Regions from separate parts of the Homo sapiens genome. Here region 1 is linked to region 2. A link is a contact called in ENCODE Hi-C or POLR2A ChIA-PET data. All regions are on one chromosome and are shown on one strand. The core of a region is the stretch at or near the end of the contact, and the rest is flanking DNA. Distances in the headings are between cores, read along the strand shown. Region 1 overlaps KLHL29 (kelch like family member 29). Region 2 overlaps KLHL29 (kelch like family member 29).

What was found. A loop is a pair of places that touch in the nucleus more often than their neighbours do. ChIA-PET counts read pairs that join two places held with the same protein, here RNA polymerase II (POLR2A). Pooled maps may share reads with other maps.
Region 1: a loop to region 2 is called in a pooled map, with 10 times the contacts of the local background. The contact joins two enhancer-like sites. A Hi-C loop is called at or near these places in 2 of 168 maps with a recorded cell type or tissue (ascending aorta and gastrocnemius medialis) and 10 of 50 pooled maps. POLR2A ChIA-PET finds 5 or more read pairs at or near these places in 1 of 52 experiments (H1).

The regions. Positions count from the first base shown.
Region 1 is chr2:23,531,766-23,538,743 of GRCh38, reverse strand. All of the region lies in intron 2 of KLHL29 (kelch like family member 29), which reads right to left. Among named protein-coding and RNA genes, the nearest start is that of LINC02923, 150 kb to the right of the region's middle. RefSeq lists enhancers at 1,952-2,827, 5,691-5,750. Within about 2 kb of position 5,728, at least 2 of the 41 ENCODE cell types and tissues checked have a DNase peak (open chromatin) inside an H3K27ac peak, as active enhancers do.
Region 2 is chr2:23,432,237-23,439,352 of GRCh38, reverse strand. The region is part of intron 1 of KLHL29 (kelch like family member 29); the gene reads right to left. Among named protein-coding and RNA genes, the nearest start is that of LINC02923, 48 kb to the right of the region's middle. Within about 2 kb of position 2,817, at least 2 of the 41 ENCODE cell types and tissues checked have a DNase peak (open chromatin) inside an H3K27ac peak, as active enhancers do.

The DNA of each region.
Region 1 (6,978 bases), core at 4,479-6,978, 96 kb before region 2:
ACAATCTTGCCACTCAGAACCTCTTATTCTGAAATAGATCAATGGCACAAATTGTTACACTGTCACAAATGTGCAGCCCAGACAGCTAACAGAGTGACATATTCCACAGTGTGTCCCTCCCCACAACCAAAGATCATTCTCACATTCACCCCCACAAAGCCACAGGCACACTCTTCTGAGTGTTTGGAATGGACGTTTCAGTCACGATTTTAGCTTCCTGTATGGCAGAGAGAGGCTGGGATCTGGGTAGCAAGGAGCTGACAAAGGATGACAGATAATCTCCTTGTTGAGGGTCTAGGCCAAAAGCTTTTAGACATCTTGATAAAGATAAAACAGAATAAGAATGGAGCCAAACAGATAGGAGGGAGAATTAGGAATTCCAGCTTTGCACCCATGCCATCTGGCTTCCTTAAAAGTGAAACTGACGTCAGGCATCTTTGTTTCTCAAAGTGTGGTCCTTAGGTCCAGCATCACTTGAGAGCTTTTAGAAATGCAGAATCCATTGAGAAGGGCTGCCTTACTTGGTTCATAATTCTATTTCTGTGGCCAAAGGAATCCTGGACTACGAGTCAAGAGAAACCCGAGATCCATCCTAGTTCTGCTACTTATTGGTGGTATGAATTTGAGTAAGTCCTTGCTCCTTCTGGTCTGTTTTCCCAAATACTAACTGGGGTCCAGCCAAACGGGCTCAGTGATCCACCCTCGTTCTAATTCTCAAAGTGAGATCTGTAGGTACCCTCAGTGCTTCTGGAGCAACTTTCCTTTACAGACCAGAGCCTCCTTTTTCCTCACACATAAATCATCATGGGGTTTTGGAAGTATTTCCTACTGTCATGAAGGCTGTGGCATGAATCCTGCCACCCTTTGGACACATTCCAAAGCCTCTAACAGCCCAAAGTGTCAAACCAGGATCCAATGAGCTCCTTGAGAACCCAGCCTTCCATCCCTAAGTAGACTTGGTGGTGCCAGCTGCCCTGAGCCCTGCCTCTCCAGTTTCCCACCCGACATGCAGCTTCTTGCAGGTGGCCAAGCTCCAGATGCCCCACATCTCAGCAAAGAGCGATGAACCATCCCTTCCCAAATACCCAGATGGGGCCTCCTACTTCCTTTAGTCCCTGCAGTTCTGTGCTCCAAATTCTGCCAACAGATGAATCCTAGTATCTTGTATGGTTATAACAACTCTGCATTCTAAGCACTAATGCACCTGACATAATATTGGGCATGAGTGGTTACACAGGATGCCTCCTCCCGATCTGCTGGAGAAGCGTGTGCGTGCCTGTGTGTGTGTGTGTGTGTGTGTGTGTGTGTGTGTGTGTGTGTGTGTGTAGTTTCTGCCCACCGCAGGAATCGGCAGCTCAAACTCAACTAGAAGTTACTCGTCCTTCCTAAAGGACTTTCAATGCCCTTCCCTGCACTGTAGTATGATGGAGAAGGCAAAAGGGGGAAGCAGACCCCTCCCACTGAGGCAACAGAGTGTTCAGAGGGTAGCCAGGGGCACAGAAGCGGCAGCACTGCCCATGAAGGGTGGTGGCAGTGGCACCCACCAACTGAATTAGCCGACAGAGCCCGAGAGCAACCAGTGACTGAAAGGGAACTCAGGACAAATGCAAATTCAGAGACAGAAAGTCAGACTGCAAGAAAGTGGCATCCAGGGGCAAGGTGGCGTGGGACCAGAGTAGCATGTGCACCTCAAGTTTCTGCCAAGAACAGGGACGTAACGGACAAAATGGGGATGCCAGCAGGTCCAGAACAGCCCTTTACACCACACCTGAAGGAGAGAGAGCGAGAGAGGGAGAGAGAGAGAGCGAGAGAGGGAGAGAGAGAGTGTGTGTGTGTGTGTGTGTGTGTGTGTGAGATCTGTCTTTCGCTATTTCGTTAGTAGGAAGGGAACCAGAAGTTTGTCTCAGAATGTCACTCTCTTTCCTTTACTATAGGCATGGTACCTACTTATCTACATCAACCAGAACATAAACAGTACAGAGCTTCTTTTCACAGCACAGGCTCGGGCCCTTCCAATAGATTCTTTCTTTGTCCTCCTAACGGCCTGACTGCAGCAAACCTTCACGGAGAGAGATCAGGACTCAAGAATCCAGCAGTATTTTATAAACGAAAAGGTTGGCAGCCCCCTTCACAGGCTGCTGTGCCGAGCTCTCTCTCCTCTGAGCATGGGAAGGGTTGCCTGTGAGTTTGATGGGCCAGGCCTTCTGCCATTCAAAGAACAAATCAAAAATGGTCCCTGAGGCAAAACGGGGAGAGTCAGCCTCCTTTAAACTCTCCACGGCAGGCCTGCTCAGGCCGGCACCAGCCCCCTGCTGCGACAAGTACCCGGGTATCATTCTGAATTACAGGCCAGGAGCCAACCCGCTCTGACAGCCAAGCTGCCGTCCACACAGCGTACTCTAATTTCCGCAGCTTGGAGCCCCTTGGGTCTTGAGGATGGGGTCACCCCAATCATGATGCTGGGAGTTGCTGGGGCGATAAAGTAAAATTCACCCCTCCATCATCAGCTTCAGGATACACGTTGCCCGAGAGAGTCAGATGGGAAAATCAAGTTAAACCAGTGGCGCGATATGTGGTCACCCACCTTTGTCTTGACAAAAGGACCTGGCATTTAGGAAGGATACCTGTCGCTCTGAAAGGGCCTGGCAGTCAGAGAGGGCTTCTGTTTCCCACATTTTGATTCTCAGACCAGAAACCACATCCTCTGCTAAGCAGTCCCCTGAATGATAACATTTAAAATGTTGAAATTTAAGGGGGCCAGGAGGCTGCCTTAGGCCTGGGATTCTTTCGTTGCTCTTCTTTATTCTTTTTATTGTAATCAAATATACAAAACCTAAAACCGACCATTTTAGCCATTTTATGTGTACACTTCAATGGCATTAAGTACATTCTCAATGTTGTGTAACTATCACCACGATCCACCTCCAAAATGTTTCATCTTTCCAAACTGAAACTCTGCCCACTAAAAACAATAACTCCCCTTTCCCGCCTCCCCGAAACCCTGGCACCCACCGTTCTACTTTCCGTCTCTATGAATTTGCTCTAGGTACCTCGTATAAGTGGACTCATACCATATTTATCCTTTCCTTTGTCTGGCTCATCTCATTTAGCATAATGTCTTCAAGGTTCATCTATGTTGTAGTAGGTATCCATGACTATAGCATTCCCTTTCTTTTTAAGGCTAGATAATATTCAATTGTATGTATACAACACATTTTGTGTATCCATTCATTAATTAATGGACACCTGAGTTGCTTCTACCTTTTGGCTATTGTGAATAATGCTGCTATTAACATGGGTATACAAATATCTGTTAGATTTTACATTAATTTTAATCTTCTCTTCTCCTGTGAGAGGCAGGCCTCAGCCTGTGGCCGTGTGAGGCTTGGCTCTGATTCTTTGGAGGCAGGCCAGGGTGAGGTCTCCTGGGAGAGGGTGGCGAGGCACCTGTGTGTGGAGTCCTAGCTCAGGACTTAAAGGGTTAAGTTCCACAAATGCAGAGACTGTTCTGTCTCTTTTCCTCCCAGAGCAATCCTGTGCCATGCTGGCATGAGCTGCATTTCCCAAGGCCACAGGAAGACCACAACAGGCCCCTGTATCCAGCCTGTCTGGTCAGGCCACATTTTAAAAAAATTAACTAATTTTATGGAGATATAATGTCCATAAAGTAACTGTCCAAATCTTAAGTGCACAGTCTGATGAGTTTTGACAAATGCATGCACCTGCCTAACCACCACCCCAATCATGATACAGACCATTTCCATCAGCCCAGAAAGTTCCTTTGTGCCAGACGCATTTTAGCAGCTGCTTTTAGGGCCAGTCGATACTGCTGCAGCATCAACAGGATTAGGGGATCCAAAAAGCCTGCAGGGGGTTCTAGGCTGTGAAATCCAAGATGCCCTCAGCTCTAAGTGACCAGAAAAGGCACTGTTTTTTCTTTCTAATTCTGCAGTTGACTAGTCACCCACAGTAGTCTGTCAAGGGAAGTTTTGAAGCACTGGAGCCTCAAAGAGACTGTGGGACCTCAGCTTCACTCAACAACTCAAAACACATCCACTCTATGAGCCTCTGTGCCATACACAGAGCTGGGCCCTGCTGTGGCAGGAAAGGGGCAGCTCAGTGTAGCTGGAGAGACACTGAGCAGAAGAGAAGGAAGACGGGAACTTGGGCTGGAACAGAAGTTAGCATCTGTGATGCTGCAAAGAAATAAGTCATTCTGGCTAAGGCCAAACAGGAAGGCTTCTCGGAGGTGGGGGCATTCATAGTAGCCTCTGAAAGGACGCAAAGGATTTCAATAGAAAACAATAAAGAGAGGAAAATTCCACGCTGGGAAGACATAATGTGTCAACAAAGGCATTGAGACATAATAACCATCACTTATTAAATGCCTGTTAAGGAACAGGCATTGGGCTAGGTGTTGCACAAATGTGATTTTATCTAATAAAAATAACAATGATGAGAAGGACCCTACAAGGTAAGTCATACTAACTGCAATGTGGCCAAGTGACTTCCCAGGTTCACAAAGCATTGTACCTGGATTCAACACCAGGTCTCATGATCTGAAGCCCCGGTTGTCCTGTTTCCTGTGCTGTGGGAAGAAACACGATAAAATGGGTGCTGCTCAGCGGGATGTCAGACAGGAATCCCTGGTTGCTTGGAAAGGCATCCCCGAAACCGGGGACTTTCAACTATTGGCGGGTCCTTACTTGGTTCAAATATCAATTAAAATATCAGGAGGACTATTACATACCCCAAAAAGAGCTGTGGAAACACCTCATAGCGCACACGTTTCTTTAAAAAAAAAAAAACAACAGACACCATAGGAAAGTCTCATGTATTTAAAATAAAGGGAGTTAATTAGTAAATTTGTTTTTTCTGAAAGCAGTCTTATTGATACAAAATAGCCCAAACCGGGTTCACAAAGGTTGAAAACAGAGTTAGCTTATAATTAGCATTTCAACTGTCCACAAGCGGATCTTCTAGATTGTCAGCACAAGGAAATTCTGTTCTCTTCATTGGCGTAAATGCCCCAATTCTTATTTACACTGTTAGTCCCGGGAGAGTGGGGGGTCCTCACACTGTTACAAATGCCATCACCCAGCCCAAACGCCGCACCCCATCTGCAGCTGCCAGGGAAGGAGCTTTCAGGGAGCTCCCAGGTCTCCCAGCTTTGATCTGCGAGCCAGCGCCAAGGCTCCCCAGAGGCTGCACAGAGCTGCATCTACGACCCAGGGCTCCTTGTTTTGCATCAGCTGCTTCACTCCCGGCAGAGGCTCACGTTTTCTCTGACGCCAAATGCCATGAATCCTGCTGGGCCAGGAGCTACAAGTCTCCACAGGACCCCTCCCTGCTTAGACCATCCCAGCTTTCTTTCCAAAGGGGGTAGAATGCCAGCCCCAGAGGGTGGGGGAACTCTCAGAAAAATACTTCCCTGGATGCAAGAGTCCGCATCAAACCCATGCCCTAGGACTAGCCCACAAGCAGCCACATCAGAAGGCACTGCTTACTTGTGCACACACAGATCTGCACACACTCACACATACGCATGGTTTCTCTGCTGCCTTTGACCCCCAGGCCTGCCGTATGTGTACACCTTTTCCTCCCCCAATATCTCCAAACCACTTTACGTGCTCAGGAAAAACTGAGAGACGCTCTCACACAGGGAAGCCACTGGTTGGCAGAAAATCCCTTGAACTCGTCAAAGACCAGGCCAGGCAGCACCTTCTGCTCCTCAGCTTGGGGGCCTGTGAGTTGCAGAGACGTAGAGGGAACCCTCCCCTCGGCCCCCAGGCTTTCTCACCGCCAGCTGAGCTCCTCCTCTCGGCCCACGTGCACACACAGCTGTGGGGCTGTCTCCCTTCTCAACAAAAGTTCGTCTCTCTCCAGTTGGTAGCCTGGAGCCGGGCCAATCCTCCCCTTACCCTGAACGCGCCTCGATTTGCAGAGGCCTGTGGCGAACAGTCTCCCTGCCCTGATCCTTCTCCCCGTGCAGAGGGTGTAGTGGGTGAGGCTGGGAACACACCTCCTCCCACCTGACACCCACCCCCATGCTGACCCCAAACCACAGGCCTCTAGTGAGCTCCCCACCGCCCAGGCCTCAGTCCCAAGTTAAGATAATCTTACAATCTTGTCACTCCAGTGGTGCATTCTTGAAGGAAGTGTTTTAGCTTCAAAGGAAAGTGAAAGTGAGATTTTAACATAGGAGCAAGAAAAAGTCTAACCTTGGCGATGCACATCCCACAAAGCTCCACTAGCAGGGGCCTGGGTGCCGCCCTGGGTGCTGCCCTGGGTGCAGAGGGTGCGTGGGCTCCCCATTCCCTTCACCAGCTCCCACCGTCTCCATTCTGCTTCAAGCCAAGCACACTGCAAACCAGAGTACTTTTTCTCCTTGCCAGTGAGCCGGTGTTGTCTATGTACTGCAGGAGGAGGCCATTACAGGGAGTTAATAGAGTTTTAAATTTGTTTTTAAATTTTACAATGCACTTCATCAAATTCAGTGTCTGAGCACAGCATCATGTTCAGACCAGGCAGCACATGTCAAATGGCCTCAGCCTTCCCCTCCACCCCTCTCCCACCAGGAAAGGTTAACTCTTTGGAGTAACTCCCAGGCATGGCCCCAGTGGAGCGGGTTCTGGTCTGTGGGGGGTCGTTGTGGAATAGGCCCAGTGGAAAGGCTGCTGACTTATTTGAGATGCTCTGGGCAGCTTCCATGGTCAAGGGCCGTCGAGGCTTCCACTGGGCCTTGGTCGTCCCGTTGAGGTCCCTTACTGAGGTGGCACTTGGGAGTCGTGGCGACTTGGTTCTTTCAGGTTCACATCTCTATGGTCCCAGGTGTCAAAGAGGGTGAGAAAGTATCCAGGGCACAGACGTGGAAAGCAAATAGTATAGTGCAGTCTGCTGATGAGGAACAGATGGGAGCACATTTCTGCTATTTTTCACCCAGAAGGATTTCCTTTAAGGACATGTTCAGCTGAACCT
Region 2 (7,116 bases), core at 1,568-4,067:
CTAGCAGAAGGCAAGAAACAACTAAAATCAGAGCAGAACTGAAGGAAATGAAGACAAAAAAAACCCTTCAAAAAATTAATGAACCCAGGAGCTGGTTTTTTGAAACGATCAACAAAATTGATAGACCACTAGCAAGACTAATAAAGAAAAAAAGAGAGAAGAATCAAATAGACACGATAAAAAATGATAAAGGGGATATCACCACCAATCCCACAGAAATACAAACTACCATCAGAGAATACTACAAACACCTCTATGCAAATAAACTAGAAAATCTAGAAGAAATGGATAAATTCCTCGACACATACACTCTCCCAAGACTAAACCAGGAAGAAGTTGAATCTCTGAATAGACCAATAACAGGATCTGAAATTGTGGCAATAATCAATAGCTTACCTACCAAAAAGAGTCCAGGACCCGATGGATTCACAGCCAAATTCTACCACAGGTACAAGGAGGAACTGGTACCATTCCTTCTGAAACTATTCCAATCAATAGAAAAAGAAGGAATCCTCCCTAACTCATTTTATGAGGCCAGCATCATCCTGATACCAAAGCCTGGCAAAGACACAACCAAAAAAAGAATTTTAGACCAATATCCTTGATGAACATTGATGCAAAAATCCTCAATAAAATACTGGCAAACCAAATCCAGCAGCACATCAAAAAGCTTATCCACCACGATCAAGTGGGCTTCATCCCTGGGATGCAAGGCTGGTTCAATATACGCAAATCAATAAATGTAATCCAGCATATAAACAGAACCAAAGACAAAAACCACATGACTATCTCAATAGATGCAGAAAAGGCCTTTGACAAAATTCAACAACCCTTCATGCTAAAAACTCTCAATAAATTAGGTATTGATGGGACGTATCTCAAAATAATAAGAGCTATCTATGACAAACCCACAGCCGATATCATACCGAATGGGCAAAAACTGGAAGCATTCCCTTTGAAAACTGGCACAAGACAGGGATGCCCTCTCTCACCACTCCTATTCAACATGGTGTTGGAAGTTCTGGCCAGGGCAATTAGGCAGGAGAAGGAAATAAAGGGTATTCAATTAGGAAAAGAGGAAGTCAAATTGTCTCTGTCTGCAGACGCCATGATTGTATATCTAGAAAACCCCATCATCTCAGCCCAAAATCTCCTTAAGCTGATAAGCAACTTCAGCAAAGTCTCAGGATACAAAATCAATGTACAAAAATCACAAGCATTCTTATACACCAATAACAGTCAAACAGAGAGCCAAATCATGAGTGAACTCCCATTCACAATTGCTTCAAAGAGAATAAAATACTTAGGAATCCAACTTACAAGGGATGTGAAGGACCTCTTCAAGGAGAACTACAAACCACTGCTCAATGAAATAAAAGAGGATACAAACAAATGGAAGAACATTCCATGCTCATGGGTAGGAAGAATCAATATTGCGAAAATGGCCATACTGCCCAAAGTAATTTATAGATTCAATGCCATCCCCATCAAACTACCAATGAGTTTCTTCACAGAATTGGAAAAAACTACTTTGAAGTTCATGTGGAACCAAAAAAGAGCCTGCATCACCAAGTCAATCCTGAGCCAAAAGAACAAAGCTGGAGACATCATGCTACCTGACTTAAAACTATACTACAAGGCTACAGTAACCAAAACAGCATGGTACTGGTACCAAAACAGAGATATAGATCAATGGCCACTAAGTTTTAATGTGGATTTTTGCACAGCAATATATAAACTGAGACAGGCTGTAGGCTGTACGCCAAGTGAATGCTGGAGAGCCTATACCGAAAGTGTTGACTTCGAATTTAGCCTAAGTATCCAGCAACCCTTCTTTATGGTAATAATTAGATAGCAGAACCTGTTGTCTACTAATTCCTTTCTGAATTCATGAAAACAAAAACCAGGTCACCTACGTAAAAGAAAATGCCTTTCATCCTAGTCTCTCCAGCAAGAGGGATGCCACCTTCAACTCATCCAAGAGTGGGATTATATCATTAAGGACCTCATTAAAATGATGGAAGGCCACAATACCACACCAAGTTGCAATCTCATAGATCAAGAAACCAATCTCAATTTCATGGAACTAAATGAGGTTCTGTGAGATAAACTGCTGCTCCCAGATAAACTAGATTAGAATGACTGTTGATTTTACCCAAGTCTGTTGTTTTAAATAACTGATTCAGATCCTGGTTTGCATAGACTTGGCCTGCTTAGTACACTTTGCCCACACATTCCGCTGAACCCGGGCTTTCAATCAAGCCGGTGGCCCAGCTAAACCCTAGCAAAGGGGAATGATTATCAGAGAGTCTGGATCTTGCCAGGAGCTTTTTCTACACTGGATGGAAACCAGTTCCTTTCTGGTGTGTGGGAATTTGTGTTTTCGGTTTCATTACTCTTGGAAAATATGCTTAAAATCATTCATCCTCCATTTCCTTCCTTCTGGTCTGCAATGCTCCTAGCAACTGCAAGGGAATAAACAGACGCAGCTTCTAGTCAGAGAAACAGCTCCCAAGTCTAAGGCATCTCTTTAATTTATAGCTATGGGCATGAAAACGTTGACCTAGCAAGACATGGGCTTAAATGGTGCCCCAAAAGCAAATAGCAAAAATCATTCTCATTTTCTCCACGGCTGCGGAAGCCAGGCTGCATCTCCAATGCATTTTCAAGTCCCCACGTAACTAACTTGACCTGAGACCCTCAGAATCGTCAGGGCTCCTCTTCCCGCTTCGCAGCGCTGAATGCGCACCTGTGGCTTTGTACTGCTAACGACAAGAGCCGCCCAGCAGATCCACACCTGTGACTCATCTGCTTTTATCTGTGCAGCTCTCGGTGCCTAAACCCACAGACAATGAGGAGAGTCATTCTGCTCCTGAAGCACAGGAAGGCTTCCAGGCGGTGTCTGTGGCTATCACCACACAATTAAGACCATATTTTGAGGGAGAAAAAAATGTGGCTCTCAAAGATGGCTTTGCAACTCCAGCTTTTGAGAAACTGAAGGTAAACTTCTCTGGTGCTGAGACACACACACACACACACACACACACACACACACACACACACACACACACAAAGCTGATTGGCTATTTACTTCTCTTAAATCCATGGATGTTTACTGAGTATCAGCAACATGCTCAGCACCATCTAGGCACTGCGGGGAATACGCAAGAAATACAGAAACATCCCCATGCACTGAAAGCTCAGTCATCTGCAATAAAGCTATAGAAGGGGAAGCAACAAGAAGAAACCCACAAGTTAAGGAAACAGCCATCACAGAGGCTGTATACTTTAAGAGGAGTTGGAGATTTGAAAAGCCCGGGGCAGAAGATTAGAAATAGCCGGAGGATGAGGGTCTCGAAAGCTCTAGGACTGAGAAATGACAGCTGAAAGCAAAGAAGGGAAGAGCCAGGAGGGAAACAACAGCTTTCCTTTTTAAAAAAAAAAAAAAAAAAAGAGAGAGAGAGAGAAAGAAAGAAAACCCAGAACTAGCTAAGCACAACAGCCTGGGGCCATTCATTGCTGGGGCAAAGGGTTCCAAACACCTCACCAGGCCTTGAGGCAACTGACAATAAGGATAGCTGCAATTATTCACAGCAACTATCCCATCGCACTATGCTTACAATATGTTCTACTTCCTTTCCTGAAAAAGGCAGAGGGTGATGTTCAGTGGTCACTATTTAGAAAGCTTTCCATCCAAAAACAGTTAATTTAAGTTCGGGCATTTAAATGAATAAACTTAGTGGAGCAGAAAATTGATTTACGTGCAACCGCAGCTCATTCCCCAAACTTGGGAGCTGAATTTGACTTCCCCTTCATCATGTCACCCAAACCATTCCCCAGCCCTGTGGATTCTTTGTCACGCTATGACTGTCCTGTTTAGGACTGTCATATCCACCTGGACTCTATGGCTCCCAGTGGTCTCTAGCCTCTCCCTGATCAGCCTATAGCCTTTCCCTGATCCAGCCTAGCTCAGCCTCCACTTGACAGGCCATCTTCCAAATGTGCACCTGTGACCCATCGCTTGTATGCACAGAAGTCCCCAGACGGCTCCCTGTATCCTGAGGAGATACAACTCAGTATGGCCTTCACAATCATCTAAAATCTGACTCTGTCTGCCTCCCCAGTGCCATCTCCTAATGCCCGACCTTACCCAACACCATACATTCCCCGTCTCCATGGCACCAGTCCCCATTCTGAAGACCACACTCCAATGTTGCCACTTTTAAGGTGCTTTCCCCAGTGAATTCACATCCTCCTCACCCCCATCACACCCAGTTCAGGCCTCACACCAGCCCTGAGGACATGGAGCTATGGAATGGCGTTTCATCAGCTCTGTGAAAGCAGAGTTATGTCTTGTTTATGCCAATGACATCAGTTTCCTCAGCCAGCCTCAGCCCAACCCTTCTTCCCACTTCCAGAGCCTCCCTCTGGCAGGTGGTAAGACAGCCTGACACTCCCCACCCCCTCTCAGGCTTTGACAGGCACAGCCTGCCTCGACCACACGATGCTGGGCCAGGGGTGATCAGCTCACAGCTGGACTGACTGCCCACGGGCCCCGAGGAGAACCAGGATTTAAGCACAGCAATGGCTCAGTGTAGCCAGCCTCGCCCCATTATGGATGACTATTTACAGCATGTCAAAACCCAGCCTGCTGCAAAGCCACTTCATCTGACCCAAATATTTGTTCTTTTGTAGAAAATGTATATAAAACCCCAGTAACTGGCTCACCAGAAATAGCCTGGGGGAAGGACTCTCAATGTCTCTTCTTTCTTTCTTCCCGTCTACAAGGCCCAAGTTTGAAATCAGGAGAACTTCCATCCACGATGGAACTGTAATTGACTGACTGCCTCACGTTTTAATTAGGGTTGCATTCTTGACTGGTGCCCTAACCTGAGGGGAGGGTTTGCACAAGGCCTTTCTCTCCCCACCAGGGAATGGGAACCAAGGCTCTGCACTTTGTCAGAGCCCAGGGCTCCTGGATTTGGGCCATGACTCACGGAGCCTAGCTTTTTTTTTTTTTTTTTTTTTTTTTGAGACGGAGTCTCGCTGTGTCTCCCAGGTTGGAGTGCGGTGGCGCAATCTCGGCTCACTGCAAGCTCCGCCTCCCGGGTTCACACCATTCTCCTGCCTCAGCCTCCCAAGTAGCTGGGACTACAGGCGCCCGCCAACACGCCCGGCTAATTTTTTGTATTTTTAGTAGAAACGGGGTTTCACCGTGTTAGCCAAGATGGTCTCGATCTCCTGACCTCGTGATCCGCCCGTCTCGGCCTCCCAAAGTGCTGGGATTACAGGCGTGAGCCACCGCGCCCGGCCGGAGCCTAGCTTTTTAAAGGGCTCTACACACTTGCACACACCCACAGACACATACCCTCAAACACTAACGAAACTTACTGCACTTGGATCTTGAACAGTTAACTGTTCATTTTTTCTCTTAGAGACATGGTCTTGCTCTATTGCCCAGGCTGGAGTGCGGTGGTGTGATTGTAACTTACTGCAGCCTCAAACTCTTGAGCTCAGGCAAGTCTCCCTCCTCAGCCTCCGGAATAGCTCGGACTACAGGTGTGCACCACCATGCCCAGCAATTTTTAAAAAATTTTTTTCGTAGAGATGGGAGTCTCATTATGTTGCCTGGGCTAGTCTTGAACTCCTGGCTTCAAGCGGTCCTCCTACTTCAACCTCTCAAAGTGCTGGGATTACAAGTGTAAGCCACCCTGCCCAGCGCTCATTTTTTGTCAAGACACCATCATTGCTTTGTGAAATTTAGTTGGAAATCCATTTGCCTACATAACGTAGGCAGCACCCTTCTCTTACCAGCTGCTGTGGGGATGTACTTTGTCCCCAGACCAATGTCCCACAGGTGCCAGGACACCTGGACAGCACTGCCAGGTCAAGTATGAGCCAGTGGCCTCCGCGGCCACTCCCTGCCCCTCCTCCCCCAACACCAGATTCCCTCATGGGGATGATGGTGCAGTAAAGTCAGAAAAATTGCCCAGGCTTGGCCTCCTCCAAGCTCGGATCCGGGGAATGCCCTAGCAGCTTTGTAGCCACCATAATTCAGGTGCACTGGTAACTCTGCAAAAGGATTTCAACACATGTTCTGGAGGGGTTTCTTGCCATAGAACTTACTCTTTTGCTGGTGGAGACCCAGGCCTCTGGCATAGAAATCCACCCTCTTAGAGGCTGGCGGGACTTTGCAGGAGCAGAAAAGCGCTCGCTGACCCAAGGGTGCTCTGCCACCAGAAGGGGCACCGGCCAGACGGCAGGAGGTGCTCCCCTCCCTTTATCAAGACAACGGAGGGCACACACTCTGAATGTCAGCAAGGAATCAGCACCAGGACCCTCCTGGATGAACCCCAAAGTCCCCTTTGATTCCTTCCTTTCTCTGTGCCTTCCCCCACTCGCAACCCCTGTCTCCCTCACCATGCCCTTTCCTGTCTCTTCATCCTCCCTGCCATTGATAGTTCTTGGAATGAAATATACATACTGGCTGCAGCCAATGGAAACCTGAGTGACCTGGCTCCAGCCAACTTCAACTTCTTCTTAGACCAGTTGCCCCCGACTCCCTCTGCTCTGTTGCCTTTCCAGCCTCAGGGGCACCAGCCCCTCCTGCCTCAGCACCTGCACAGCTCCTCCAGCCCTGGCTGCCTCTCTTGCAGGTCTCAGCTCAAAAACGCCTCCTCAGAGAGGTTTCCCTGAGCTCTGTCACAGGAGCTCCGCTGCCTTCTCCCTCAATCCCACCACCCTGTTGATTTTTTACAGCACTTATCACAATCTGCAATGGTCTTTTAAATCTACATGTGTATTACTGATAAGCCATGCCCCTTTTCCAGAAGTGCAAGGACAGGGACCTTGTCTCAGGCACTGTTGAATCCCCAGAATGGGGCACCATGGCTGGCACACAGCATGTGACTGGAAAATATTTCCTCCAACAAATGAATAGAAAGCTTCCCCATTTAAAAAATAACCAGGGAAATAACTGTAACCAGCTAAGAGCACAGATAGGTGTGTTGCTCGTAGGGCAAAATTTGAAGATAATTTAAATAACCAATAAAGGCAGATTATGTCAATCAATGCTTTGGCATTATTAATTATTAAATACTATTTAACAAGGACGAA